Regions from separate parts of the Homo sapiens genome. Here region 1 is linked to region 2. A link is an interaction called in ENCODE POLR2A ChIA-PET data of the cell type or tissue named here. Cell type or tissue: OCI-LY7. All regions are shown on one strand. Each heading gives the region's core, and the rest is flanking DNA. Links, peaks and the distances in the headings are about the cores only. Region 1 has its middle 8.1 kb from the start of EXOSC9. Region 2 holds the start of BBS7 (Bardet-Biedl syndrome 7).

Region 1 (13,970 bases), core at 5,399-13,398, 69 kb before region 2:
TACACAATGTTAATCAACCAGCATGTATTTCCTTCAGGGTAAAGCTCAAAGTGTTGCCATCTAAAGCCACTCCATCAACAAATATGCACTGATCACCTTCTCTATGAAAAGCAGAGTTTTAAATTGGCTTCCCAAAGCCTGATTACCAAAACATTGACTAATCTCCTAAAGAAAAATTGAGTGCACTGAGAAGCTTGTGAAATATATTTTGGATGGCTAGATATGTTGTGAGGTTTTTTTGGATTCTGTAAAATTTTCCAATTCTGAACAAATGTCTTTATGCATCTTAAATCACTAGCCTGGCTCAATCGTAGTTGGTTCTTTGCCTCACCTCAGCTGACTTTGGTGTCCTTCACATTATTGCAGATGACTGAAACACCATCTATCCTTCTCGAGGCTTTGAAACTATTTTAAAGAAAAGAAGGTAGTTTCATTGAAATGTTCCACATTTCATTTATATAATGTCAACTAAAGGTTCTGTAGAGTAATTAATCCTGTTTAACAGTTTTCTCTAGCCAGGTGCCATGGCTCACACCTGAGTAATCCCAGCACTTTGGGAGGCCCAGGCAGGAAGATTGCTTGAGCTCAGGAGACCAGCCTGGACAACATAGGAACACCTTGTCTGTACAGAAAATTTTAAAAATTAGTGGGGCATGGTGGTGCACCCCTGTAGTCCAAGCTACTCAAGAGGCTGAAGTGGGAGGATCGCTGGAGCCCAGGAGGTCAAGGCTGCATGCAGTGAGTCGTGATTGCACCACTGCACTCCAGCCTGGGTAGAGTGAGACCCTATCTGGAAAAAAAAAAATTGAAAACAATTTTCCCATAACAAAGATGTATATTTATTTTAAATACAATATTTTCTAATTTAATGATTTAATGTATTTATTTGTTAGTTTCAGAGAACCTGAAGGCTTACACTGGAAGTCTGTTATAATCACGTTGGTCTTACCTATATGCGACATATGACTAGTAGTCTATCTTGTTAGATGTCCTAAACATGCATAGCTTCCCCACTAAAGAAGAGAAAGCATCAAACTAATAAATGCCTGACTTTGGCAAGTTACCTTATTTATCTAAGCATCAGAATCCTCATCTAGTTCTGGTTGTTGGGAAAATTAAATGTATGGGAGTTGCTTTGAACAGTGCCTGGAACATGGAAAGAATGCAAAGGTGGCTATGAAGATTACTCTTGCTAGGCAGTACCATTTAGGCTTGTGGCTCCAGGTAAACATGTTTCCATCTTCATCCTTTTCCCACTCTTCTCTCATTCATTCATTCATTCATTCACTCATTCAATATTTACTAAGCTCCTTCCATATTTGAGGCCCAGGCAGTGTGGATTAAAAAGTGACTACAACAGAACTTAATGGGAGACACAGCCAGGCAAACAGACCACTTTAATCCATGCCATAAATGCAAAGATGGAGGAAGTATCAAATCTTCAGGAGCACAGAGCGGGGGTTTAACCGGGTCTGTGGTTTCAGGAAAGGCTTTTTGCTTTCTCTGAGATGCAACCTGAAGAATGCTTAGGAGTTTGCCAGCATAAAATGTCAGGGAAAGTCTTTCAGGCAGGTAACCCCAACGCAAATGGCTGAAGTTAAGAGAGAACTTGGTACTTCTGAGTAATTTAAAATAATTCAGTAAAGTTTAAGATTAGATGAACAGGAAAGTTTTTAAAGATGGGTCTGAGGAAACAGACAGGAACTAGATGAGAAAAGGCATTGTAAACCATGGCACAGGGTTTGGAATGTATCTTAAAAGCAATGGGAAGCCATGGGAGGGCTATATGTAAAGCAGCATTGTTAGATTTGTGTTTTGTTTTCTTTTTGGGGTATGAAGTCTCACTCTGTTGCCGAGGCTGGAGTGCAGTGGTGCAATCACAGCTCACTGCAGCCTCAGACTCCAGGCTCAAGTGATTCTCCCACCTGTCTCCCCAGTGGATGGGACTGCAGACACAAGCTACCATACCTTGTGTTTTAGAAGCATCATACAAGATGTGGAAAATGAACTGTTCGAGGGCAACACTGGAGGCTAGGCAGTTAAGTCGGAGGCTGATACAATAATTTAGGAAAAAGATGATAGTGACCTGAGTTATGGTAGTGACAATGAAATTGGATAAAACATATGGGTTAAGTGTTTAGTAGGTGGACTCAGCTGGACTTGGTGATTTATGAGAAGGAGTGGGTGTGGTGACGGAGGAATCAAGAATGATACTCTGGTTTACTGGCTACTGGGGTATTGCCATTCACTCAAGGGAACACAAGGAAGAACAAGTTTAGAAGAAAGATAGAGTTCGGCTGTGGACACAGTGAATTTGAAATGTCCCTGGAACATCTGGAGACACTGAGAGCCCAGAGAAGAGGTCTGGGCTGGTACAATAGATTTAGATGTCATCAGCATATTGCTGGTAATTGAAACCATGGAAGTGGAAAACTAAAGAGAGTGTATAAAAGGAGACATTTTCTAGGACAGAATCCCATGAAACACTGGCACTTAAGAGATGAACTGAAAAAGAGGAATCCCCAAAAGGAACTGAAAAGGAATATCCAAAGAGGTAGAAAAAACAGAAGTATAACAAGTCACTGAAGTCAAGAGGAAAAGGTACTTTGAGAAGAACACTAAAGTCAAGAAAAAACAGTATTTCAAGAAGACAGATGATATTAAATGATACAGAAAATTAAGAGACTCAATATTTATTAGTTTTAACAAGGAGATGTAGGTCTATCTAGATTCCACAAACACACACAGAGACACTTACACATACATACACATACTCACACACTTTAAACCCTCAGATAAGAGGCTAATGTTCCCCTAAGAGACAACAAGGTCTGGTCTCGCTTGTTTTTTTCTCCTACCACCTCCATCTTTTGCAGTTTCTTTGTGACTCATCTGTAGCCCTCAGCATACCAAAAGCAAAAAGAGAAAAGAAACAAGGGGTAGGGTACAACTCGAAAGTTCTGTGACCAAAACTGAATCCATCTCAGTAGTACCCTGATTCTAGCTGGGGCTTTTTGTTTTGGGTTTGGGGGGGGGGGGTTGTTTGTTTGTTTGTTTGTTTTGGTTTTTCTTATTATTGTTGTTGGTTTTGATGCAATCATGGCTTCCTGCAGCCTCAAACTCCTGGGCTCAAGGGATCCCCCCCACCTCAGCCTCCAAAATAGGTAGGACCACAGGTGCATGCCACCACACCAGGCCTGTCTTCCTTCCTTCTTTTCTTCCTTCCTTCCTTCCTTCCTTCCCTCCTTTCAGTTTTTTTTTGGTAAAGACAAGGTCTTGCTATGTTGTCCAGGGTGGTCTCCAATTCCTGGGCTCAGGCCATCCTCCCCCGTCAGCCTCCCACAGTGCTGAGATTACATGTGTGAGCCACTGCATCTGGCAAATTCTAGCTGTTGAACTGAAACTTCCCAATAGAAGCAAGTTATCATTATTTTAAAAGTAAACTGCAGAGATAAAATGCTAACTTGACCACTGAAGTCATGAAGTTTAATTCTCATCTCCTAAGAATTCAATTGACTCCTAGAAATTTTAAGAAGGGAGATCATGGACTATACATTTCAACATTTCAGAACTTTTACTACCAACTTTTGACTCAGGCAATACCATCTAGATAAAACAATAACAACAACAAAAGTACACATAGCTCAATTTCTTTGCTATGTTTAAATGATCACAAATTATTTATTAAAGAAAAAATGCAGTAGGAAAAGCTTGCCACAAAGAAAATGACTGACTTATTCTCAAAGTCCAAGTATAACTCTGAGAAATTCAAATGTATGAAAGACATAATTTCAAGGGGTTAGATATATGAACATTTTTACATTTTCATTTTTTAAACTCCTTTAAAACATATGGTTTAGTTAAATAGGATTTATTTGCAGGGCAGAAGAATGTCACATTATATGACTCACATCCTACCTAAATTTTCCTGTTGGAGCTTTTCCTCTGACAGATGAGTAATCTCATTTTATGTTGGATCAGACCCACAATTTGATACGGAGTTATGGCCTGAAATAGGAGCCAGTTGCTAGCTGTAGAATTCAAATGCTCTCCAAGTACAATATAGTTATCTCATTGCTTTAATAAAAAATTAACATTATGTGGGAAATTTCTGATGGTCTTCATCACTAACGAAGTATACCCAATTTTGATCCTGAAGAGAACCAGAAGTTCCCCTAAATTCCAAAAAATGCAAAGAAGGCAAATACTGTACACTAAATAGAATGAAGAGAGATCCTGCATTCAGCAAAACAGCTGATGCCAATCAGATTAAAGACCTGCACAGAGTAACAGAATCAACATGAGACTAAGCTTCTTCATCTCCCTGCCCCATGTCTCCACCATGAACTCTTCAACCAATCAATGATCTCTTCACTTCCGCCCACTCTCAAACCTTTAAAAACCCAAGCCCAAACTCACTAAGGGGATGGATGTGAGGTTTCCTCCTATCTCCTAGTTGGGCCAGCCCAATGATTAAACCTCTTTCTTTGCAAACAAAAACAAAAAATAGTCAAGTGAGGCTGTTAAAGAAAGAAAGAAAGACAGAAAGAAAAAGAATGAAGAGCTTTATACTGATTGCAGACAAAATTCTAAAACAGGTGATCAGATAGTCTGTAATCATTTAGAAATGTAAGAGGTGACGATTAGGCATCAGCATGGGCTCAGCACAATCGAATTTTACTAGAGAATATAATGGTCCTATCAAAATAGGGTTATTTTTGGAAAATAGATTTGCCAAGCTGCTATCATACACACCAGAGAGCCTAAAAAGATGAAAACTTGAGTTATTTAGCCATAACAGAGTATACAAATATTCTATTGGCTATGTTATAATTTACTATGACTTTGCAAAGTCACTCATTCAACATATATTTATTGAGGGCTTGCCTCATGTCTCACACTGTGCTGAGTGCTTATCTATGAGGTAGAAATTGTTATCATCAAGAGGCAGCAGCATGTGACTTAAGCACACAGACTTGGAACCAGATAGCCTGCATTCAGATCCTGACCTTGTCACTTAAATGGCCATGTGACCTTGAGAAAGTAATTTAATCTCTGCCTCATTTTGCTCATCTGTAAAGTGGAGTGTAAGGGAATTGTGAAGATTAAATTAATAAATGCAAACATCTTAGTACAGTGTCTGGCATGTAATAATTGTTCTATGAGCATCAGCTGTAACAATTCCATTTTCAGGAGGTGCTATTGACAATGTTTGTGTTTCTCTCAAAATAATCCCCTAATAATCCCAATGTTTGTGTTTCTCTCAAAATAATCCCCTAATAATCCCCAATATGATGGTATTTGGAGGTGGTGCATTTAGGAAGTAATTAGGTCTTAGGGGTACCCTTCTAAAAAGAGACACAAGAGCGAGGCTGTCTCTTCACCGTCTGAGAATATAGCAAGAAAGTTGCCCTCCGCAAACCAGTGCCTTGATCTTGGACTTTCCAGCTACCACAACTATGAGAAATAAATTTTTGTTGCATAAGCCACCCACTTTGTGGTATTTTATTATATAGCAGCACGAGCTGCTTAAGACAAGAGGTAAGTAAGATCATGTGTCGAAGACATCACAGTTTCCCCAGCAAAGATCTAAGCCCAAGGCTGTCTGATGCCAAAGCCCATGCCCTGAACCACATCAGAAATGGCATTTAAAAAGTGTGACATTTTTGGCTTTCAAAAAAACATTTGACATCCACTTCTTTCTACTTTTACTTTAATAATGTATCCAGATATGCAAAAGACCTAATGTGTCTGGGAAGCTATTTCTGGGTCTATATGCCGAAACTTTCCTAGAGGCCAGGAAAGTTACTTAGAACATTGGGCTTGCAACTTTGAAGGCTATACCTCTCCTATTTTAAAAGGTACATCATGGCCAGGTGCAGTGGCTCTCACCTGTAATCCCAGCACTTTGGGAGGCCAAGGCAGGCAGATCACCTGAGGTCGGGAGTTAGAGACCAGCCTGACCAATATGGAGAAACCCCATCTCTAGTAAAAATACAAAATTAGCTGGGCATGGTGGTGCATGCCTGTAATCCCAGCTATTCGGGAGGCTGAGCAGGAGAATAGCTTGAACCTCCCAGAGTTCTGTAATTATAGGCATGAGCCACTGTGCCCGGGCCATTTACTTAATTATTGACTCCTCACATTTTCAGGTTTCCTCAAATGCCCCCTCATCAAAGAGGCCTCTCTCCTGATTACATTACTTCACAGTAACTTCTTGGCCACTCTCTCTCACCGGGCTTTACTTTTCTTTGTATCACCTCTCATTACCAGGCACTACTGATAGTTTGTTTATTACTTTTTTGTCTACCTGTCTCTATAATATAGGCTCCAAGTGACCTGTTCTATTTTGTTTACATTATCCCAGTGCTTAAAATAGAGCCTGGCACATAGTAGGTTCGCAAAGAATACTTATATAAATGACTGAATTCTTATAAATTTTTACTTCTTACAAACCTAATTTTTATTAGTAATACTAGAAACAAAAATTAAGGGAAACTCCCATTATCAAACTTTTTTTTTTTTGAGAAAGGGTCTCACTCCGTCACCCAGGCTGGAATGCAGCGGCATGGTCACGGCTCACTGCAGCTTCAACCTCCCAGGCTCAGGTGATCCTCCCACCTCAATCTCCCAAGTAACTGGGACTATAGGTGTGTGCCACCACACCCGGCCAATTTTTGTATTTTTTGTGGGGACAGGGTTTTGCCATGTTGCCCAAGCTGGTCTTGAACTCCTGGGCTCAAGCAATCCTCTTGCCTCAGCCTCATGAGTAGCTGGGATTATAAGTGCACACCACCATACTTGGTGTTAGCAACATCTTGATAACCTCAAATGTTGAAAAAAAAAAAAGGCAAATGGGGATTTTATTTATACTATCATCAAGGTGAGAGTAGTCTAGTGAATTACGAGATTCATAAGTAATGCTCACCTGAGAAGAGTTTGTGCTCAAAGTTGCATTAGTCATCTTTTGCTTCTTAGCAGCCTAAAGCAGCATACACTTATTATCTCATGGTTTCTGTGAGTCAGGAACCCAGGCATACATTAACAGGGTTTGCTTAAGGGTCCCTCTTAAAGCTACAATCAAGATGTCAGCGAGGGCTAAAGTCTCATCTAAAAGCTCAGCATAGGAAGCTCAACAAGCTCACTTCTGTGACTGTTGTCAGGCTTCAATTCCCTTTGAGATATAGATTTAGGTCCCAAATATTTACCTGGCAACTGGCTGCAGAACACCCTCAGTTCCTTGTCATGTGGGCCCCCTGACATGGAAACTTGCTTTATCAAATCCAGCAAGAGAGGGAGTCCGCTAGCATGATCGAAGTTATATTTTCTTATAATCCAATAACAGAAGTGTCATCCCCTTAATGTTGAGGTATTCTGTTGATTACAAGTAAGTCATTCAAGGGGAGGGGATCACATAAGGCCCTAAATATCAGGAGGTATGAATCACTGGGGGCCATCTTAGGGGCCTGTTACCACTGAAATACTATCTCAAAATAATATTATATTGCTTGCTAGAGAAATGTACGCTTCAGCCAGGCACAGTAGCTCACACCTGTAATCCCAGTAACTCAGGAGGCCGAGCTGAGATGATCACTTGAGGCCAGGAGTTAAACTAACCTGGGCAACATAGTGAGACCCATGTCTAAAAAAAAAAAGATAAAGAAAAGAAACGTGCCTACATGATACCACAGTCCAGCCTAGGCTGTCCATGGTCACCTCATGGGAGAGTCAGCATCGTCTGGTGTTCTCCCATTTCTGCTGAAGCTGCTGCCTCTGAAACAGCCTAAGCCTTCCTTGTTAGACAACTTTAGGAAGAAGCAAGCAGGGTAAGAGCGAAGAGATACAAAATAGAAACTTTTCCTCTTAAGTCATTTATTTGAATAAGGAGTTGATCAATGGTATGGGTACAGCATCCCTGGGAGTTGGGCTAATGGAGAGCGGCCAACATAGTACAAATAACGTATTCTGTAAGAGCCTATCCATCAAGAACCAGGGCCACTTTTGCATGTAGAACTCCTCCTATTGCTTGTGATAAAAGCTCAATATCAACCTCACTCTTGCCTGTATGCTAGCTTTGGAATTGTAGTCAGACTTCATATGTCTCTTTGCATTAATGAGCCCTACTTCATCATTATACTTCTAATTGTGTGTCAAGTTAAAGCATGAGAAATTGAGTTTGGATAATCTAATAATAGCAGCTTTATTCTCTATATGGATATCAGATGGCAAAGTAATTAAATGAGGAAAGTTAAGATCCTCACAGAGAGAAAGGCAATAACCTGGTTTGGTGTTAAGAGTGAAGAGAATACACTTGCCATAGAAATGAATTCCCATTTACAAGAAGCAGCACAGAGTACAGTCTCTGGAGTCAGGCTGTCTGGGTATGAATCCTAGTTCTGTGGCTTACTAGCTGTGCAAACTTGGACAGATTACTCAATCTGTCTGTACCTTGTAACATAGGCATCTGTAAAAGACAGATAACGAATACTGGTTCACTGTAACAGATGGACCACACTGATGAGGGCTGTTGATGGGTGGACGAGGTTGTGTATGTGGGGGAAAAGTGTATGGAGACTTCGTGTACTTTCCGCTCAATTTTTCTCTTAACCTGAAATTGTTCTTAAAATTGTCTATGAGTTTATAAAATCATGATGTTAAAATATGCCTCAAGATTAGATTGTCACTGAAAGCACTCCTTCCACAAAGTGAGTGAACAGCAAGTTAGCAAACATTGTAGGGAAGTACCTCCTATTGAACTTTGCTGGCACCAATCACACTGCCTAGCACATAGCAGGAATTCCACCTAACTCTGGAAATCTGTAAGCAGGCAGTTAGCACTGCCTTATGGGAACAGGGGAGTGGAGGACACCTCCCCTCACATTTTGCACAAAACAGACAGGGAATCCTAGAGCTAGATAAGATTGGATATATATCTCTCTCCTAGAAATTTAGATCAGGGCTTCTCCAACTTTAACGTTTATAAGAATCACCTGGAGGGGGCTGGGCACAGTGGCTCATGCCTGTAATCCCAACACTTTGGGAGGCCGAGGTGGGCGGATCATTTGAAGTCAGAAGTTGGAGACCAGCCTGGCCAACATGGCAAAACCCCATCTCTACCAAAAATACAATAAATTAGCTGGGCTTGGTGACACATGCCTGTAGTCCCAGCTACCTGGGAGGCTGAGGCAGGAGAATTGCTTGAGCCAGGAGGTGGAGGTTGCAGTGAGCCGAGATCACACCACTGCACTCCAGCCTGGGTGACAGAGTGAGACTCCCATCTTAAAACAAAAAACAAAAAACAAAAAACAAAACATTACTATTTGAGACTGTCACTACAACAGTTACTACTGTTACTACTTGAGACTGTCATTACAAGACTTACTACTGTCACTACTTGAGACTGTCATTACGAGACTGAACGAAAACGGACGCATGCAGAAATGAAAACTTAAAACAAAAGAAACTGTTTTAAAGGAAGGGACCAGGGGAAAAAGAAGAGGGCTCCTTGCTTCTAGTGAGCAAAGGCAGCAGCCCCTGAGCTTCTGCAGCCCTTCGTATTTATCGGGTAGAAAGAGCAGGGAGAAGGAGGTAACAATTGGTCAGCTGCTTGATTGATCACAGGTTCACGTTATTGCTAACAGGCTTCACATGTGCCTAACCACAAGAAACACCTGTGCCTGGGTTGTGACTCCCCTCAGCATTCCTTCTGGGCGGCAGATGCAGTTTGTCAGTTTGCCAACATCCTGCTTTCATGAGAAACAGTTTGCTGTTTACTCATATAGCCTTCAGTTGTATGCTGAGTTGATCATGACCCTCATTCTTTTGGCCTTCAACATATGCCCTGCCAAAAGGATTCAAATATTGTTAAAACTCTTTGAGAGAAAAACAAAACACAGCTTGCTAGCCTGTTTAGTTCCTCTCTCATAACCTCTATCACCCTCAATCCATCCAAATAAACTCTCATTCTAAGTAAACGCAGTGTGATTACCAAGCAAATGCAGCCTTCTGAGTTCTTCAGTCCCTTTCGGCCAGATTACTGATCCTAAACTCTTCCTATTTATAAATTCCAAAAGGTCTACTGAACAGAAATCATCTTTATCCAAACTCTTGCCACTTTTAAATGTGATCCACTGCCCAGCAGCATCAGCATCACCAGAGAGCCAGTTAAAAATGCAAATTTCCAGGTCTCTCTCTCCTGCCTCCTTCTTGGGCTCACCCAGCTAATCCAGGATAACCTCCCCATTTGAAAACCCATAACTTAATCACTGCTGCAAAATAACTTTTGCCATATAAGGCAACATATTCACAGTTTCCAGAGATTGGAATGTGGAAATCTTTAAAAGAGGCCATTGTTTTGCTTACTATACAACACTATAAGTTATTTACATGACAATTAGTTTAATTCACAATAGCAAATTCCACTTATTTTATTTGTAGAAAACTAAGTGACAACTTTTCTAGATCATATTTATTGCTTAGACATTAAACAATATAATTTCCTACAGATTTCTATCGATGAGCATGAATCTTCTTTTAATAGATGAGAACAAATCCAAGGGCATCAGTGATGTGTCCAAGATAGAGCCATATGCATAATCTAAGTGAAATGAAAATGTCCCTTCCCTGAATTATCTTCTAATTTGTTGTATTTTTGATAAGCTGAAAATGGATAATTTTTTATTCCTCTAAATACATTGTAAAGCCTTAATAATAATAATATAGCTTCCTGGACATAACAAATGATATAATCAGAGTCAAAGGAAAAGCTCTTTTCAATATCCAAGGAAGCTAGAGATGGACTGGATAATCTAATGGACTTAAAAATCTATAATTCCCATAAAACATATGCGAGGGAAATTTGCACTACATTTTTTTTTTTTGAGACGAAGTCTCACTCTGTAGCCGAGGCTGGAGTGCAGTGGCGCGATCTCGGCTCACTGCAAGCTCCGCCTCCCGGGTTCACGCCATTCTCCTGCCTCAGCATCCTGAGTAGCTGGGACTACAGGCACCTGCCACTACGCCCGGCTAATTTTTTTCGTATTTTTAGTAGAGATGGGATTTCACCATGTTAGCCAGGATGGTCTCAATCTCCTGACCTTGTGATCCACTCGCCTCAGCCTCCCAAAGTGCTAGGATTACAGGCGTGAGCCACCGCGCCAGGCCTGCACTATATTTGACATATTCAGTTGTCAATACATAAAATCTTTTCAACATATTAACTGATAAGTGGTTTCCCGTTTGAATCTTGAAAAAAAACAAAACAAATGTCTTTGTTAAAATGTAGTTGAAAGTCAAAATTCCCTTAAATAAAAAAATTAGCTAAGTATGGCCAAACAATAAAAAGAAAACATAACACCTTTTTACTTTTTACTTTTTCTGATAATAAAAGCTATTCACATGCCTTACAGAAGATTTGGAAAGTTCATAAAGAAAAAATAGCAAAATGAAATAAAAACCTTTTCCCAAAATCCTATCACTCAGAGATAACCATTTTTAATATTTCATATTATACCCTTCCAGGATAACTTTTGGTACACCAAATTCTATACAGACAAATTGTACAGCAGATATATGGTAAATAAAATGGTAAGCTTTCATTTGTTCACTCATCCACCCATTTTTTTCTTTTTTTTGAGATGGAGTCTCACTCTGTCATCCAGGCTGGAGTGCAGTGGCACAATCTCAGCTCACTGCAACCTCTGCCTCCCAGGTTCAAGTGATTCTCCAGCCTCAGCCTCCCGAGTAGCTGGGATTACAGGTGTGGGCCACCATGCCTGGCTAATTTTTGTATTTTTAGTAGAGACAGGGTTTCACCATGTTGGTCAGGCTGGTCTCGAACTCCTGAACTCAAGTGATCTGCCCACCTTGACCTCCCAAAGTACTGAGATTACAGGCATGAGCCACTGTGCCCAGCCTTTTTTTATTTTTGAGATGGATTCTTGCTCTATTGTTCAGGCTGGAGTGCAGTGGTACAATCTCAGTTCACTGCAACCTCCATCTTTTGGGTTCAAGCGATTCTCCAGCCTCAGCCTCCTGAGTAGCTGCGATTACAGGTGTGTGCCACCATGCCCAGCTAATTTTTGTATTTTTAGTGGAGACGGGGGTTTCACCATGTTGGCCAGGCTGGTCTCAAACTCCTGACCTCAAGTGATCTGGCTGCTTTGGCCTCCTAAAGTGCTGGGATTACAGGCGTGAGCCACCGCACCTGGCCTCCACCCATTAATTCTTTCACCAGATGTGCTAAGTAGGCCATTCATCCTTTGATTCACAAGGTACACTACCAGTCTCAGTGGGTGCTACAAAGGTGAAGAAGACATAGACTTTATACTCTAGTAGAAATGTACTAGAATTCCTTCGGACACACTTTTACAAAGACCAACTCAAATGTATTGGCTCACTAGAATCGCATGGGGTCAGGAAAGGGCATTTCTCCAAGAAATAGAAGGCTGCTGGTCAGACAAAGCAACTGATGTTCAATAAAGAGAATGCACACTCAAATAGTTTGTTGAGAACTAGGTTATTTTTAGACAGATCATCCAGATTAATATGCTGATTCCAACTGATTCTTCTTTTAAGAACAGAAGGTGAGGCCAGGTGCGGTGGCTCACTCCTGTAATCCCAGCACTTTGGGAGGCCAAGGTGGGCGAATCACCTGAAATCAGGAGTTTGAAACCAGCCGGACCAACATGGTGAAACCCCATCTCTACTAAAAATACAAAAATTAGCCAGGCGTTGTGGTGCATGCCTGTAGTCCCAGCTACTTGGGAGGCTGAGGCAGGAGAATTACTTTAACCTGGGAGGTGGAGGTTGCAGTGAGCCAAGATCATGCCACTGCACTCCAGCCTGGGTGACAGAGTGAGACTCTCTCAAAAAAGAAAAAAAAAATAATAGAATGTATCACATTACCTGACACATTATCTGAACCTCTTCTTAACCTTCCAAACTTATTTTTCCCTGAAATCATGAAACAAATTTTCCTTTGGCATTCAAAAATTTCTTATAAACACAAGGTTGTAAAGTACATATATTTTAGGATGGTATGTAGATGTAAGTGGAGATGGGTCATACACCTTTGGATTAACTCGAAAATAAAAAGACAAAAGCAAGAGTGTTTAAATTAGAATATAAAAGTGAAAGTAGAAAAGAACAGTGGAAATTCAACAAAAGTGGAAGGAAAGCAAAGTAATCAAGCAGCAGTTTCAGAAAAGCAATCTGTCATGCTGAGTTTGGGCAGTTTCATGGGAAGCCTTTGCCAACCCAACAAGAAAGGAGGAAACTAACATTTGAATAGCTATCATGTCCAAAATGTTTCATCAGATGCTTTCATTCAGACCACTTAACACAGAATAATTGTTATTTCCAATCTGAAGATACAGAACCCCCAAATCAGAAAGAATATTTAGCTCACTCCAAGTTCATTTGAGCTGAACTTTATCTGAAGCCAAAGTCCATTCTCTTTCCATTACCAAGCTGCCTTGCAGTAAATAACAGGCTATTTCAACAAAGGTCTATTTCATCGCTGAAGGGAAAAATTACCAAATGGCCACTGAAAGAACTCAAGGATTTAAATGAAGAACTTATCAACCAGGAGTTCTGGTATGAAACTGTACTATAAAAATGAATTCATGTTGCTAAAGAACTTAAGTGGTTAGTACCCTGTAATCCCCTTGCCGATTTTGAAAATTAATCATTTCTGTCCACTTTCCTCCTTCTTCACAATTTCTCTCTCCAGACCATGTGGAGCTCATCTCATCTCAGTTTTTGCATATGTTACTCTTTCTGCTTGAAACACTTTTCCTCTCCAGATGGCATCAAGGGTGCTCCTGCTCAACACCAAAGATTTACTTTACTTTAATGTCACCGCTACAAAGTCACCTGTTCCTGCAACTACCCCTATTAAGATAGCATTCCTATTCTCAGAGAGCACTTAACACTGTATGAAATTGTTCTATTTGTTTAGGGTTTTTTGC
Region 2 (16,787 bases), core at 3,129-11,128:
CAGTGCAGTGGTGTGATCATAGCTTACCGCAGCCTCGACCTTCTGGGCTCAAATGATGTTCCCACCTCAGCTTCCTGAGTAGCTGGGACTACTGGCATGCACCACCATGCCCAGCTAAATTTTTTTTAAGAGATGGGGGTCTCGCTATGTTGCCCAGGCTGGTCTTGAATTCCTGGAGTCAAGTGATCCTCCAACCTCGGCCTCCCAAAGTGCTGGGGTAATAGGCCTGAGCCGCTGTGCCCAGCCTGTTTTATCTTTTATTTAAAATATCATATTAAAATTTACAGATATCTACACGTAACTATATAAACACAAAAGAATATACACAAAACTGTTAAAAAGAGGCAACCTCTGGAGTAATGGATTATTCACAGAGATAGACGGGGAGTGAGAAAAAAGCATGCGGTGCAGAGGGAAAGACTTCAACTTTATTTTCTACAGATCTTTAGTAATTATTTTAAAAATAATAAGCATATGGATCTCTTGTCAAAGCAGAATCCTAGAATTCAGTCAATTTCTAATTGAATGCTAAACAGCTCCTGTTAAAAGCCTTGTTCAAAACAATTCATATTTAAAAGCATAGGCTATGGGGGAAATTAATCATTCATAACTCTAAAATGAACCTTTTTTCTTTTCTTTTTTTTTTTTTTTTGAGATGGAGTCTCCCTCTGTTGCCCAGGCTGGAGTGCAGTGATGCAATTTCAGCTCACCGCAACCTCCGCCTCCTGGGTTCGAGTGATTCTTGTGCTTCAGCCTCCTGAGTAACTGGGATTACAGGTGTGTGCTACTGCACCCAGCTAATTTTGTATTTTTAGTAGAGACAGGGTTTCACCATGTTGGCCAGGCTGGTCTCAAACTCCTGGCCTCAAATGATCTTCCCGTCTCAGCCTCCAAAAGTGCTGGAATTACAGGTGTGAGCCACCATGCCTGGCCTAAAATGAACCTTTAACATTACTTTGTCCCTGGGGGGTAAAAACCTCATAGACTCACTGGATTTTTCCTTTTACAAAAGGGCTGATGCCAAGAAATGGCCATCTGACTATGGAATTCCAAAGAGTGAGATAGCCTGTGGTGGCATGGACTTCACAGCTCAACTTTTTCATCAACTGCACCAACTATATCAGCCTGTTTCTGATACAGTTCATCTAACTGTTACATGCTATTTACCTTTAAACATTATTTTAAGCATCCTATAGAGTGTGTGTGTGTGTGTGTGTGCATATATTTTATTGAAAGTCACTCTCAAGAAGATATAGTGGTAACTATTATTACTCATAACAATGACCTGAAGCAGTTGTTTTAGCCAATCGTGGTTTTTACCAGAAATATAAGGACATCAAAATGAATTTTCCCTCTATCACTCATTTACTTATCCAACATATATTTACTGAGTGCTTATTCCATATACTTCCATAAACACTGGATAAACTCAAGTTATATAACATCCTCCCTCCAACCCAATTTCTTCCTTTAATTTGATTTTTGGGGAAGATAAAGGTGATGGAAGAAGAAAACAAAACAAAAAGGCAGGTAAAGGTTCTCTGTAGTCAAAGTACTCCATTCTGATAATAGCTCAGAAATTGTGTATGGTGAGGCAAAAAAAATCCTTTTTCTTCCAAATATGCTTCTCTTAAAAACTTACAAAACAACACATTTGACTCAAGTTAAAAAAATTAATATGTCAAATTATTTAAAAATTGTTTCCACATGTTTATAAAAGCCCTTAAAACAGTAACCACTAATTTATCTCAAGTACATAATGTTCATTGATATTCTTTCACATAATATAAAAAATTAGAAAAATACAAATAACAGCAACCTGTAAAACTCTGAGCACTCTGTCCTGGCAGGCCAATACAGGTGTGATACGAGATAATCTTTCCACTGGAAGGCAGATCACATCATTGATTTTATCCCCAGAAAGGTAATAATGTTGGTCTTTGCAGTCACAATAATGGTTATAGATGTAACTTGCACTGAGAAAGAGGTCTGAGCCAGATATGTGCCTGAGAACATTAAAATAGTAATTTTTAAAAATAAGCACAGGTACTGAATTTTTTTCAGAGATAAAAACAGAAAAATGTATACAGTTTACTAACATTTTATTATAGACTTAGAGAACACAGTTTTTAAAACTTTCTCCTAGTTAATTCCTAGTATTTTTGGTATAACACTGTTTTTGATTTTGAAAGCTGAAAATGAGGATGTTAAGGCCTCGGGCTTCTCAATAAAAACTGAGCTCAGAAAAATGGAAAACAAAGACAAGATAATGATAATTTAACTGTCTATATCCAAAGACAATTAATACATCAAAAAATGACTTCTTTGTGTACTATGTGCCAAGCACTATCTTAAGTGATTTTTATGTATTAGATCAATTAATCATCATAACTCTATAAAATAAGGACCATTATTATTCCTTTTACAGGTGAATAATAAAATGTAAAATAACTTGCCTAATGGCACCTAAGTATTAAGTAGTAGATTAGACTGCAACTCAGTTTTTTGCTCGAGTTAGCTTTCTTACTACCACACTAAATTGCCTGAAAAAGTCTATTTTAAGTGATTCTACCTCAAACTAAATGATAAACAGCAGAAAAAAAAAGATTTCATTAGAACTTTATCTTGAAAAAAGAAATGAAAACAAGTTTATTTCATATTACATTTAACAAAATTTAGTCAATAGTCATAACTATATTCTAATTCTTAGACTGAACTGAGTTTTCACTTGGGTGAGCTAAAATGTCTTGACAAAAATTATATTTAAGTGTGATATATTTTTCACTTCTAGGTTGTTATTACCATATTTATCATAAAGAGGGTAATTTTATTTGAATGTTTCATGTATTCCTCTACCTCCAAGTTCTATTAAAAAATTTTATATTAAAATTATTCTCTGAAGAGCTTATCCTATAATAATCCTCCCTGATTTTCTATTCTTCAGTTATTAAGTGGCCTCACTTTGTGGCTCTGCATATGATTGAATAGTCCTCTTACTATTTTTATCAATTTCATGAAATTCTCTATGTTTTTCAAAATTTTAAATTCCATTTTGAAACCAATCTGTATTATATTTGCATTATATTGGCCAAAGTACTATTTAGCAATCTCTATTGTTGACATGAGTGGGGATACATGGCAACATTAAGCAGGAAAGGATATGTGGTGACTAATGTTAAGTGGTCAGTTTCCTTACTGAATATCTTCAAGTTATAACTTTTGTTTTCCTATAAAACCTTACAAATGTGGGGATTCAGACAATCAATTTTCAAAAATTGAGTAAAGAACTTTTCTATCCCATCTTTGCCACTCTAGTAAAAACATTTAAGAAACCACTTGAAGAGACTGTTACTGAGAAACTCTCTATCTTTCTCACACTACTATCCATATAACTGTCCGAATGTAGAGTTATGCTATTAACACATTACTTTCAGTATTCCATAATTATCATTGGCCATGTCTATATACAAGTGTATTTCAAAAGTGTTACTATTCTTGTTAAACCATTTGAAATTACATATTTCCACTTATCATGGTTTAATTTTAATCTAATTTCACCAAGCCAATGTTTTACATCCCAAACATCAGGAGATGTGCTGTGCATTATACAAAACTTTGGGCTGAATCAGTTGTTTCTAGCCTAAGAGTCTGGCTGATTATATAACTTGGCTGCACTAGATTCAAAGGAAGAACTTAAAAAATAAAAATAAAACCTACTCCTGGTTATTTTGATTCGGCAGGTATGAGGTAGGACAAGGAATTGTTTAAGTGGCCCAAGGGATTCTTCTAAGTAGCAAATATAAGAAATAATGAATTAGATGAATTTTAAAGCCCTTTTCAGCTCCCTGTGATTCAAAAACTCAAATCTGAATTGCAAAATCTCACATATCAGGCAGCCATTTAGGGAGCTATATTTCACTTAGAGTCTTACCTGATATACCTGAAATTATACCCTATTGGTAATCACTAACTTTGACAGCCAGCCTTTTAACATAATGATGCTACCTGAAAACCAGAACTATCAAAAATAGCCAAGGAACATAAAGCTAAATATCTAGATTTATTTTCAATTTTTTTGATACCTTGATCATGAATCAAACTGAACCAAGTTGTCAAAAATGATTGTATAAATACTATAAAGTTCTTTAAAAAAATTTCAACAACCAATTTAATATTGATTGTAGGTCAAATTTAGTTTCTGACTAATAAAATACCTTTAGTTAATTTTATTTTCCAGAAAGCCTATTAAGATATGATACTTAGTTGCCTCACATCTATCCAAAATATTATAAATAAGTATGTAAAAATACAAAAGAGAACAAAAGACATACATAGCTTTAATGCTTTCAGTGAGGTTTGTTTCAAAGGAGAGGAACTGTTTTCCTCTTTTTGTGAAGCCTCTAATCTCAGATGCTGCAGCAATAAAAATTTTCTCCTGAGGTGTGTTGATAACCCCTCCCAGTTCCAGCCTTGCAATCTTCGGCCCGGGTAAAGTCTTGAACACTGCCTGAAAAAAATCATTCAGGAAAAAAGTACACAAATTACTTTATTGTGAGCATTTTTTCCTTTACAATAGAAAATGTTATGATGTTAAATTTGCAAAATATTATAGTTCCACTATATAGAAATAATTTTAGATAATAATCTATATACTTCAGCAGGTCTTCAGGTTTTTTGCTATACTTAACTTTTAAATATATATTCCCACACATATTTGAATGATGTCATTGAAATCTAAATCCTTGTAATTCAAAGTACAGTTCACTAAGCAGCAATGTTAGCATCACTAAATTTATTTAAAATGCAGCAGATCAACTGAATGAGAATCTGTATTTTAACAAGATTCCCCAGCTGGTTCCTATGCCTACTGAAGTTTTAGAGGCATTGGATTAACAATACTCCTACGAACAGGGAAGTCCATTTGGCAAATTCTTTAATGAGGTCCAATGAACATGTTTTTACACTTCAATCATCTTTTAAAACTAATCTTTCCTGGCTTCTTTACAATTTTTATAAATTTTAATAGTTAAAGGACTATAGAATTTACTGAAAATGTGAATGTATGACTTAATACCTATAATCATATATCTATTTAACTGAAAACAATATTCATTTCATTAATTTTTTTGTGGTTATTTTCCATTTTATTATTTGCACCAGCTTCTTCTCCTCCACTTCCTCCCCATGACTTTATATACAGAGAATAAGATATCTGGGAGAATATGAATAATGGAAACACTGAGTTTCTGGTAGTTTTTATTCTCTTCATCTTTCTGGAAATTCCATATAATATATAATGAATACTAGAATTCACATCTCAGACTCATCATTCTAAGTTTCTAATTATGATCTGTAAATATGATAATGTAATAGTAATAACTTCCTTGATTAGGTTAAATTAAGTGGAAAAGGTTGTGGGTTAGTTGCTTCCATGATTACATTATGCTACATAAGATTCTTTCTTAGCAGACTACAGAAATTTCCTGCTGGCTTTGATGAATTAGATTACCATGTTGTGAGAAGGACTGTAAGAGAACCACAGAGCAAGAAATTGCAGAGACCTCAAGGAATTGAGAGCAGCCCCTGGTTTACAGATGTTAATAAAGTGGGGACCTCAGTCCTATAATAGCAAGGAACTGAATTCTGCAAACAACCACATGAGCTTGGAATAAGACCCCACACTCTAGAAAGGAACACAGCTCAGCTGACATCTAAATTGCAGCTGTGTGAAACCTTGAGCACAAACTCCTGTGCTACAGAAACTGTTAGATAATAAATGTGTGTTGTGTTAAGGCCCTAAATTTGGGGTAATATATTACACAGCATAGAAAAGTAACCCACGACCACAGGATGCCAAAGGTGCCTTACAACTAGCTAGCAAATTACTTTTGTGCTACCCGCAGACTCATATCTCACATAACTACTTACCTCAGAACCCATTTTCCATTACCTGTATTTTAGGAAATTTTTAACCTAGTATTATTCAATAAATAGTGCATTCTCTTTTAGAAAACCATTTTTCCCCTTCACAAAGCTATACTTACTGCTGCTTCTCCTTTCTTCATGCCAAAGCACATAACTACCCCATCATGATCTCCAATAACCACCTGTAATAGATGGAAGATAATCTAAAATTACTATTATTAATATTATGACCTAATAATTATATACAGGGAAAGCAAGATTCTTAATTTATAAATACTGACTTAATAGAGATCAGAAAATCTAGGAAAGACACCCCCACAAAAAATAATCCTCAAAAGAACAAGAGCCAAAAGAGAAGGATATGGAGAGTCATTAGAAAAGTAATTGGCCATAGATTTTGTTCCTATAATGTTAATAGGACAACACAATATATTTTGTTTTGCTTTTTTTCAACTTTTATTGTAGGTTCTGGGAGTCCACATGCAGGTTGTTACGAAGGTATACTGCCAGACAACAGTTATGGACAGAAATGCCTACAAAGTAATTTTTTTTTCATAACTGGAGCATAAGAACATTTTAAGATTAACTTTTAAAACAGATTATCAAATAAAGTTGTGACTGACATATTTAATAATTTTAAACACCTTTTTTAAAAGAAAAATTTTAATGTATGAAAATGTACACAAAATATTATAATGAATTATCATGTGCCTATCACCTAGTTTCAACAATTACCAACATGTAGACAATGAATTGTTTTGAAATAAATATAGAGGGACATTTTAACACTTCTTCCTCAAAAGTAGATATCAAACAACCTTAGACCAGTTCCAGTACGTGGCCTGCTGGGTACCAGGCCACACAGCAGGAGGTGAGCAGCGGGAAAGTGATCATTTACAGACTGAGCTCCGCCTCCCGTCAGATCAGCAGCGTCATTAGATTCTCATAGAAGCACAAACCCTATTGTGAACTGCGCATGGTTGTATGCTCCTTATGAGAATCTAACTAATGCCTGATGATCTGAGGTAGAACACAGTTTCATCCCAAAACAATCCCAGCCCCATTGGTGGAAAAACTGTCTTCCACGAAACTGGTTCCTGGTGCTAAAAAACTCTGGGAGCTCTGATTTAAGAAACTACTACTTATCAAGTTTAGGCATAGTATCAAACAGAGAGTCACAATCATCTGAAAAAGCTATTTAAATACCCCTCCTTATTTCCAGCTATGTATCTGTGTAAGCTGGATTTTCTTCAAATATTTCAGCCAAAACAACATAGCACAGCAGATTGAATGCAGTAAACAAATATGAAAATCTATGTGTGTATGCTTATGCCAGGACATTAAACAAGTTGCAAAAAGTATAACATAATGACACTATACTCACTAAATTCTTTGTTTTGAAAAATAGTTATTTTTCATAAAGACATGTTATGTAAACATGTAATAATTTTTTTAAAATAAAATAGTTTAAGCATTTCTTAGTTTTCATTTTAATATAGTAAGTATTGATACATACAACTTACATAAACAAATGTTCTTTGGGATCCTCAATCATTTAATTGTGTAAAGGGGTGCTGAGACCAAAAATTTTGAGAAGTGCTAATCTAGTAGACTTAATACAGTAAATGACAATCAGAAATCTGTTGGTTTATCTTTTTTATTTTATTCATTTATTTTTTAATTGACAACAATTGTACATATTCGTGGGGTACATAGCAATGTTTCAATACATATAACATATACTGATCACACTGGGATAATTAGCATATCCATCATCTAAAATACTGATCATTTCTCTGGGTTAGGATCAGTCAATACCTTCTTTTTAGCTATTTGAAACTATATATTGTTAACTATAGTCATCCTATAGTGGTATAGACTACTTGAGTTTTTTCTTCCTATCTAGCTATAATTTTATATCCTTTAATAAATATCTCCCTATCCCTCCCTTCCCTCTACCCTTTGCAGCCTCTAGTATTCTCTGTCCTACTTTTTACTTTAACGTGACCAACTTTTTTTAGCTTCCACATATTAATGAGAACATGTGGTGTTCAACTTTCTGTTCCTGGCTTATTTCACTAAACATAATGTCCTCCAGTTCCATCCATGTTACTGCAAATGATAGGATTTCATTCTTCTCTCTCTTTTTTTTTTTTTTGAGACAGAGTTTTGCCCTTGTCGGCCAGGCTGGAGTGCAAAGGTGCCATCTCAGCTCACTGCAACCTCTGCCTCCTGGGTTCAAGCGATTCTCCCATGTCAGCCCCCCAAGTAGCTGGAATTACAGATGCCTGCCATCGTGCCTGGCTAATTTTTGTATTTTTAGTACAGATGGGGTTTCACCATGTTGGCCAGGCTGGTCTCCAACTGCTGACCTCAGGTGATCCGCCCGCCTCAGCCTCCCAAAGTGCTGGGATTACAGGCGTGAGTCACCATGCCTGGCCAGGATTTCATTATTTTTTATTGCTGAATAGTATTCCATTGTGTATATATACCACTTTTTTTTATACATTCATCTGTTGTTAAACACCCAGGCTGATTCCATATCTTGGCTATTGTGAACAGTGCTGCAATAAAACATGAGGCTGCAGTTGTCTCTTTGATATGATGATTTCCTTTCCTTTGGGTAAATTCCCAGCAGTGGGGTTGCTAAATCATATGGTCGCCCTATTTGTAGTTTTTGAAAAATCCTACATACTGTTCACTATAGTGGATGTACTATCCCACCAATGGCACAGAAGAGTTTCCTTTCTCCACATTCTTGCCAGTATTTGTTGTTTTTTGGTTTTTTGTTTTCTTGTCTTTTTGATAACAGCCATTCTAACTGGGGTAAGATGATACTTCATTGTGGTTTGATTTGCCATTTTCCTGATGATTAATGATGTTAAGTATTTTTTCATGTTTTTTTGGTCATTTGTATGTATTCTTCTGAGAAATGTTTAGATCATTTGCCCACTTTTTAATCAGATTGCTTGTTTGTTTGCTATTGGTATGTTTGAGTTCCTTGTATATTCTGGATATTAATTCCTTGTTGGATGAGTAGTTTGCAAATATTTTAAATCCCATTCTATAGATTGTCTTTTCACTCTTGTTGATTGTTTCCTTTCCTGTGTAGAAGCTTTTTGGTTTGATATGATCCCACTTGTTTATTTTTGCTTTTGTTGTTTGTGTTTTTGAGGTCTTATTCATTAACTATTTTCCCAGACCAATGTCCTAAAGCATTAACATTTAGGTCTTTTTTTGTTTTTTGTTTTGTTTTGTTTTGTTTTTTTGAGATGGAGTCTTCCTCTCCTGAGTAGCTGGGATTACAGGTGCCTGCCACAATGACAAGCTAATTTTTTTGTATTTCTAGTAGAGATAGGGTTTCACCATGTTGGCCAGGCTGGTCTTGAACTCCTGACCTCAAGTGATCCACTCGCCTTGGCCTCCCAAACTGCAGGGATTACAAGTGTGAGCCACCACACCTGGCCACATTTAGGTCTCTGATCCATTTTGTGTTCATTTTTATATGGGGTGAGAGGTGGGGGTCTTGGTTTCATCCTTCTGCATATGAATATTCAGTTTTCCCAGCACCATTTATTGAAGAGGCTGTCCTTTCCCCAGGGGCTGTTCTTGGCTCTTTTGTCAAAAATCAGTTGGTTGTAGATATGTGGATTAATTTCTGAGTTCTCTATTCCATTTTATGTTCTCTGTGTCTCTGTGTTTTTATGCCAGTATTATGCTGTTTTGGTTACTACAGCTTTGTAGTATATTTTGAGATCTGGTAGTGTAATGCCCCAGCTTTGTTCCTTTTACTCAGGATTGTTTTGGCTATTTGGGGTCTTTGTGGTTCCATACAAATTTTAAGATTTTTTTTCTCTTCCTGTGAAAAATGACATTGGTATTTCGATAGAGATTGCATTGAATCTGTAGATTGCTTTGGGTTGTATTGTTATTTTAACAAAATTAATTCTTCCAATCCATGAACATGGGATGTTTTTCCATTTGTTGGTATCCTCTTTAATTTCTTTCATCAGTGTTTTATAGTTTTTTTTATAGAGGTCTTTCATTTCCTTGGTTAATTTATTCCTAAGTATTTTATCTTTTATCTATTATAATTGGGATTGTGTTCTTGATTTCTTTTTCAGCTAGTTTGTTGTGTATAGAAACACTACTAATTTCAGTATATTAATTTTGTATCCTGCAACTTTACTGAATTCATTTGTCAGTTCTAAGAGTTTTTTGGTAGAGTCTTTAGGTTTTTCTATATATAGGATCATGTCATCGGCAAACAGAGATAATTTGACTCTCCTTTCCAATCTGGATGCACTTTATTTCTTTTTCTTGTATAATTGCTCTGGCTAGGACTTCTAGTACTATGTGTAATTGTTGATTCATCTTGCTAAAATGTTTATATATCAGGATAAAGTATTTTTTTGCAGCTATTAAAATATTTGGCTAGTCTACTAAGAAACTATAATTGTTTTGTGGAAATCATAGGATCAACATTTCTTTAAACATAATCAATATTGTTAGTTAAGTACAGTTTAACATCAAAATATTTAATGACTTTAAAATATGAGAAAGTTTAAAGAGAACATTTTCTTGATACCTTATTCTGCTTTATATTTCTTTTTTCATATACACATCTGACACACAGAAAAAATGGAGTATGGTTTTTAAGTTTGCCTACACTGTTTACTAATGGTATATAATAATTTTAATGTCCAAGAAAATTATTGTCTATAAATGTCCCTTGGTATTCCAGTTTCTGTTCAAATTAAAAAATTCATTTCCATTTTAACATTAGCATTTTTAAGAGAATAACTTAATAATAAAGAAGGAAATAGGAGCCTCTCCTCTGTCACTGCTAGGGAATAGTGGAGAAATCAGAATCTATACAGTACCTTTTGTGTAGCTCTGTGTCTTGAGGCAGGAATTAGCTTCATAGTCTTCTGAGATGTTACTCCCACCTAAAGAAAAACACCAGATGCCTAGTGAATTTAATTTGAAGTTATTACAGAGATTAAAATAAGTTATAGTGAACCTTTTTGTTAAACTGAAATTAGTGATATAACTATTATCAGTAATTAATTTATTTTCTAATGAGATATGTCATATTAGTCAGAATACATATAGGAAACAACCAAAATAGTAAAATTTATCCTATAAAGTTGTCAAGCCAAAAATAGTTGTGTAAGATGACTGGCAAGATGCTTTACTAAAAAATATCTCTAGAAGCCTTCTTTTCCAACTGCATACAGTTGTTCAGCAAAGTGATTCAAGAACTTTGAAAATAGATTATAGTTATTAAAAATGCAACGGAAGACCACATGCAGTGGCTCATGCCTGTAATCTCAGCACTTTGGGAGGCTGAAGTGGGAGGATCACTTGAGCCCAGGTGTTCAACACCATCTAGGCAACACAGGGAGACTCTGTCTCTACAAAAAATAAAAAATTAGCTAGGCATGGTGGTGCATGCCTGCAGGCCCAACTACTTGGAAGGCTGAGGCAGGAGGATAACTTGAGTCCAGGAATTTGAGGCTGTGGTGAGTCATGATCATGCCACTGTACTCCAGACTGGCTGCGTGACAGAACAAGACCCTGTTTCAAAAAAAAAAAAAAAAAAAAAAAAAAAAAAAAGAAGATTTATGCTAAAATACCAAATATGATAATGGCCATAACATCCAATCTAACAGGTGAAGATTATTTTACAAAAAAATACAGAGGATGAAAGCAGCAGGGAACTGTCACTGCTGGTGTATAGTTAGGAGAAGAGGATGGGACCAATGGGAGAGGAATTGGTGAAAACAACACATCATGATAAAACGTTCATATAGTATAAATGACTTTATTCTGCATTCCAGAAAATTGTATTAAAGTCATCTGCTTAGATTTGTATTTCTGAAACATCAATCTAGCAAGTGATGTGAAGGATGGCTTGGAGGGAGATGAAGCTGGAGTTCAGGAGCCCAATTTGGAGGTTATTTCAATTATTCAAGCAAGAGAAGATGAGAACCCAAATGAGGGTAATAGAGATGGAAGATATGGGACAGATTCAAGAGATATTTGGGAGTTAAAAGCAGTAAGATGTGGTGACCAGTTGGATATGGAAGTACATAGCATAAACCCCTAGAAAATTGACTGGGCAAACATTTGTACCATTAACTAAAATGAGGTGGCCTAAAAATATGATGAGGAATTGGGGTAGAGAGAATTTTAGGTCTGAAAGAAATTCTGAAAGGCAGTGTAGTGTAACAAAAATACACCAGTTCTGGAGTCCGAGACTTTGATTCAAATAGCCACTCCCTAATTTTTAGCTATTAAGCAAATTACTTGCCTTCTCTAACCCCTTAGATCCTCATTTATAATATTGTCTACTTTGCAAATTCTTATGAGGATTAAATATGTTGGTAGGTATGCTAAATTCTTAGAATAAGCTAGATGCACATTAAACTGTTGTCATTGCTTTTTTTCCCCCTTTCGAGACAGTCTCGCTCTGTCGCCCCAGCTGGAGTGCAGTGGCATGATGTCAGCTCACTGCAGCCTCCGCCTCCCGAGTTCAAGCGATTCTCCTGCCTTAACCTCCCGAGTACCTGGGATTACAGGCGCCCGCCACCACACCGGGCTAATTTTTGTACTTTTTGTAGAGAAGAGGTTTAACCATGTAGGCTAGGCTGGTCTCGAACTGCTGACCTTAGGTGATCCGCCCGCCTCGGCCTCCCAAAGTGCTGGGATAACAGGCGTGAGCCACTGCCCCCGGCCCGGTTTTCATTGCTTTTACCATGATCTGCCTGGTGCGGTACAGCTCACAGTAAGAAACAAGTGCCTGGTGCTCCGCAAAAGGGTCCGGGTAGAGATGGAGATTGAGGATTAGAGGCCCTCAGGCAGCCACGGCTAGGGAGGAGGAGAAGGGCCCTGGGGGGAATCCGGGATGAGACAGTGTCACATTTTCAGAGCATCCTCAGGACCCGGCAGAAGCCAGTACCGTGGGGGCTTGTGCCGCTTTTCCCCGGTCCCCTCGGACCGTCACAGACGAAAGGGAGCTGCCCAAAGGCGGGGTGCTGAGAGGTCGGCACCCAGCCCGGCTCCTTCGCCTCCGCACCAGCTCCTGGCGACCGAGACTTTCGTCAGTGGAAGGAAGGAATCCTCTCCGGGTGCTGGGCTTGCCCAGCGCGGCGCCCGCCCTATCCCTTGGGTTTACCTGCAGATAATCCATTCGGTTTAAAATCAGATCCATGATGACTACGCGGAGGGGCTAAGCAGCGCCGGACAAGAACAGGAGGGACAGAGGCTTCGGGCCCGCAGGCCTCCGACCCAGTCAGAAGGCTGCCCGCGCCCCTCAAAAGCCAGCCCCAGCTACCGCGCCTAGGTCCTGGGCTGCACAGGCGGGGCGACAGGGCAGTGGCGTCCTGCGTGACGTCAGTACGCTGCTGCGAGGGGCTCCTGGAAGAAGATGAAGGCCCGCCCCTTTCCCGAAGCACCGCCCACTGACAGCGTGTTCCAATCAGAGGCGGAGAGGAACAAAAGAGGCGAGGTCCGGGAGACCCATACAGGGCGGTTTCCACAGAGACCCCAGACGCAGTCTTGGCTCCACCCTCACCGCGGCCCAGGGCTAATACTGGACTTCTTTCCTTATCGCTGTAGAAAAAACTAGATAAGCCTGCTAGATTCTGACCGATTTCACTCTGACATTGGAAAGGGTCCTACAAAGAATTAGGTTCCACCGTTATAGGTGCTAGCTTACAGCAGCGGTTCTTAGACTTTTGGCCTTAGGACTTATTTACAAGACTCTTAAAAACCGTTGAGGAGCACAAAGACCATTTGCTTTTTGTGGGTTTTCTCTCATTTTTAATGTTTTTTTTATTTCAATAGTTTTGGGTGTACAGGCGGGTTTTGGTTACATGGATGAGCTCTTGAGTGGCGAATTCCGAGATTTTAGTGTACCCGTCACCCACCAGTGTACACTGTACCCAATATGTAGTATTTTATCCCTCACCCCGCTCCCAATCTCCTCCCTACCTGGAGTTCCCAGAATCCATTATATCGCTCTGTATGTCTTTGCATCCTCATAACTGAACATGCAGTATTTGGTTTTCTATTCCTAAGTTACTTCACTTAGAATAATGGCCTCCAGTTCCATCCAAGTTGCTGCCAAAAGATATTATTTCGTTCCTTTTTATGGCTGAGTAGTATTCAATGGTGTATATATACTACATTTTCTTTATCCACTCGTTAGTCAATGGGCACTTAGGTTGGCCCCATATCTTTGCAATTGCGACTTATGCTGCTATAAACATGCGTGTATATGTGTCTTTTTCCTTTGGGTAGATACCCAGTAGTGGGATTGCTGGATTGAATGGTAGCTCCACCTTTATTTATTTATTTAAGGAAACTTTATACTGTTTTCCATAGTGGTGGTATTAATTTACATCCCCCAAGCAGTGCAAAAGTGTTCCCTTTTCACCATATCGACACCAACGTATATTTTCTAAATTTTATTTTTTATGTTTATTTTTTTTTTTTTGAGACAGAGTCTTGCTCTTGTCCCCCAGTCTGGAGTGCAATGGCACTATCTCGGCTCACTGCAACCTCCGGCTCCCGGGTTCAAGTGATTCTCCTGCCTCAGCCTCCCGAGTAGCTGGGATTACAGGTGCCCGCCACCACGCCTGGCTGATTTTTGTATTTTTAGTAGAAACAGGGTTTTGCCATGTTGGCCAGGCTGGTCTCGAACTCCTGACCTCGTGATCCGCCTGCCTCATGGCCATTATTGCAGGAGTAAGGTGGTATCTCACTGTGGTTTTAATTTGCATTTCCCTGGTGATTTAGTGATGTTGAGCATCTTTTCATGTTTGTTGGCTATTTGTATATCTTCTTTTGAAAAATGTCCTTTGCCCACTTTTTGATGGGATTGTTTTTTTCTAGCTGATTTGTTTGAGTTCCTTGTAGATTCTAGGTACAAGTCCTTTATCAGATGCACAGTTTGAAAATATTTTCTTTTACTCTATGGGCTGTTTACTGATTATTTCTTTTGCTGTGCAGAAGCTTTTTAGTTTATTTAGGTCCCATTTATTTATTTTTGTTTTTGTTGCATTTGGCTAATGTCCAAAAGAGTTTTTCCAATGTTATCTTCTAAAATTTTTGTGGTTTCAGGTCTTAGATTTAAGTCTTTGATTCATCTTGAGTTGATTTTTGTATAAGGTGAGAGATGGGAATCCAGTTTCATTCTTCTACCTGTGGCTAAACTAGTTTTCCCAGCACCATTTATTGAATAGGGCGCCCTTTTCCCAATTTATGTTTTTGTATGCTTTGTTGAAGATCAGTTGACTGTAAGTACTTGGCTTTATTTCTGGGTTCTCTATTCTGTTCCATTGGTCTATGTGTCTTTATTTATTTATTTATTTATTTTACCTGTACCATGCTGTTTTGGTAACTTGCCTTGCAGTATAATTTGAAGTGTGGTAACGTGATGCCTCCAGATTTGTTCTTTTTGCTTATTATTGCTTTGGCTATTCAGGCTGTCTTTTGGTTCCATATGAATTTTAGAATTTTTTTTTTAGTTCTGTGAAAAGTAGTAATGATATTTTGATGGGAATTGCACTGAATCTGTAGATTGCTTTGGAAAGTATAAAGACCATTTGTTTATATGAGTTACCTATTGATTTTTACCATATTAGACATTAGAACTGAAAACAATTAGTGTTTTTTAAAAACCTATGACAAATATCTTAATGAAAAAAATATTTTCCAAAATAAAAAAATAAAATAACTGGTACTGTGCGCAAATCTATTTTCTGTCCATTTTAATAGTAGACAGGAGGAGCTTCAAATCTGCTACTGCATTCAATCTATTGTTATATGTTGTTTTTGTTCATGTATATGAAGAAAATTTGGTCCAAACTCAACAAGTAGTAGTTTTTTGAAAGGTTAGTTGCAATGTGAAATGTGACTTTGTTACACAACATCAAAAAATTCCATCTGTTAGTATCACCATGGATCTCATCAGTAAAGTCCCGAGTATGGGAGATCTGTCAAACTTAGATGGTGAATACATATTTTCCAAAATTCAAATTTGTGCTTGAAAGTTTGAAATTTACACATTGGCAAGAAATGTCGATTGTTTTCCTTGAACTGATAGGTTCCCTTCTTGAATTCACAAGAAAGTAAATGCCAGATATCTAAGTCTGAATAATCATAATTTGTGAGTAATTCCTTCAAATAAAAAGTGTCCCATGAAAAAAGCAGGAAGTTCAGCTAGCAGCTCAATCCCACAAGTGCTTTTCCTTGAGACAACTAATGTATTTCAGTATTCAGTAGAAGGATTTTATACATACTTCTTATGTCCTCACATAGAACATTTAAAAAGACATATTCAAGAGTTAAGATGTAATAAATGAGGGCTGAATCAGAAGAAAGAAAAAAGAAAAAAAGATAATATTAACAATGTTGCTGCTTCGTTAAGAACATTTTTATATGAAATGGTTTTTGTTTCCTATCAGTGCATGTTATATAGAATATGGTGTCTACTAGTACAGTTTGGAGCCACTATTTTGATTTATGCTTAAGCACTAGCAGTATTAACCACCATTGTTTCGGTACCATCAGTGCAAATGTCAGCAGAGTGAAATGGCAAATCACAACTTAGTGTTATGAAAATAGTTTCAAAATTGCAGACAGCTGTGAAAAGGCCTCAGGAACCACCCCTGCCCCTCGGGGCCCCACAGACTACTACTGACCCATAGTGACCCAGGATTTAAGAGCTGACATTCTTTGACTCACTTTCATCGGTCCTTCCTTAATGTGCATAGAGCTCTGCCTGGGGAAATACAGATAAGTTCAGATACAGCTACTTTCCTGATTCTTGTGGTTTTTCTTTTTCTTTCTTT

Evidence for each region. Peaks named below come from ENCODE experiments on the same cell type or tissue, not always from the same donor. Only the 100,000 strongest peaks of a DNase experiment are listed, where the experiment ranks them.
Region 1: POLR2A ChIA-PET joins it to region 2 with 11 read pairs; 8 of 35 experiments call an interaction of 5 or more read pairs at or near these places.

Annotation. Positions count from the first base shown.
Region 1 is chr4:121,786,202-121,800,171 of GRCh38, forward strand. No RefSeq gene overlaps it. Among named protein-coding and RNA genes, the nearest start is that of EXOSC9, 8.1 kb to the right of the region's middle. RefSeq lists enhancers at 2,712-2,761, 8,293-8,587 and a silencer at 8,293-8,587. In OCI-LY7, for the core only: no CTCF peak of the experiment used is centred there; a DNase peak (open chromatin) is centred at 9,670.
Region 2 is chr4:121,857,173-121,873,959 of GRCh38, forward strand. BBS7 (Bardet-Biedl syndrome 7) reads right to left here and starts at 13,302. Exons shown (of 19, transcript NM_176824.3): 1 at 13,106-13,302; 2 at 10,809-10,874; 3 at 6,045-6,107; 4 at 4,332-4,507; 5 at 1,820-2,006. The coding sequence starts at 13,141. It overlaps BBS7-DT (BBS7 divergent transcript), which reads left to right and starts at 13,479. Exons shown (of 1, transcript NR_186650.1): 1 at 13,479-15,674. RefSeq lists an enhancer at 13,003-13,232. In OCI-LY7, for the core only: no CTCF peak of the experiment used is centred there; no DNase peak of the experiment used is centred there.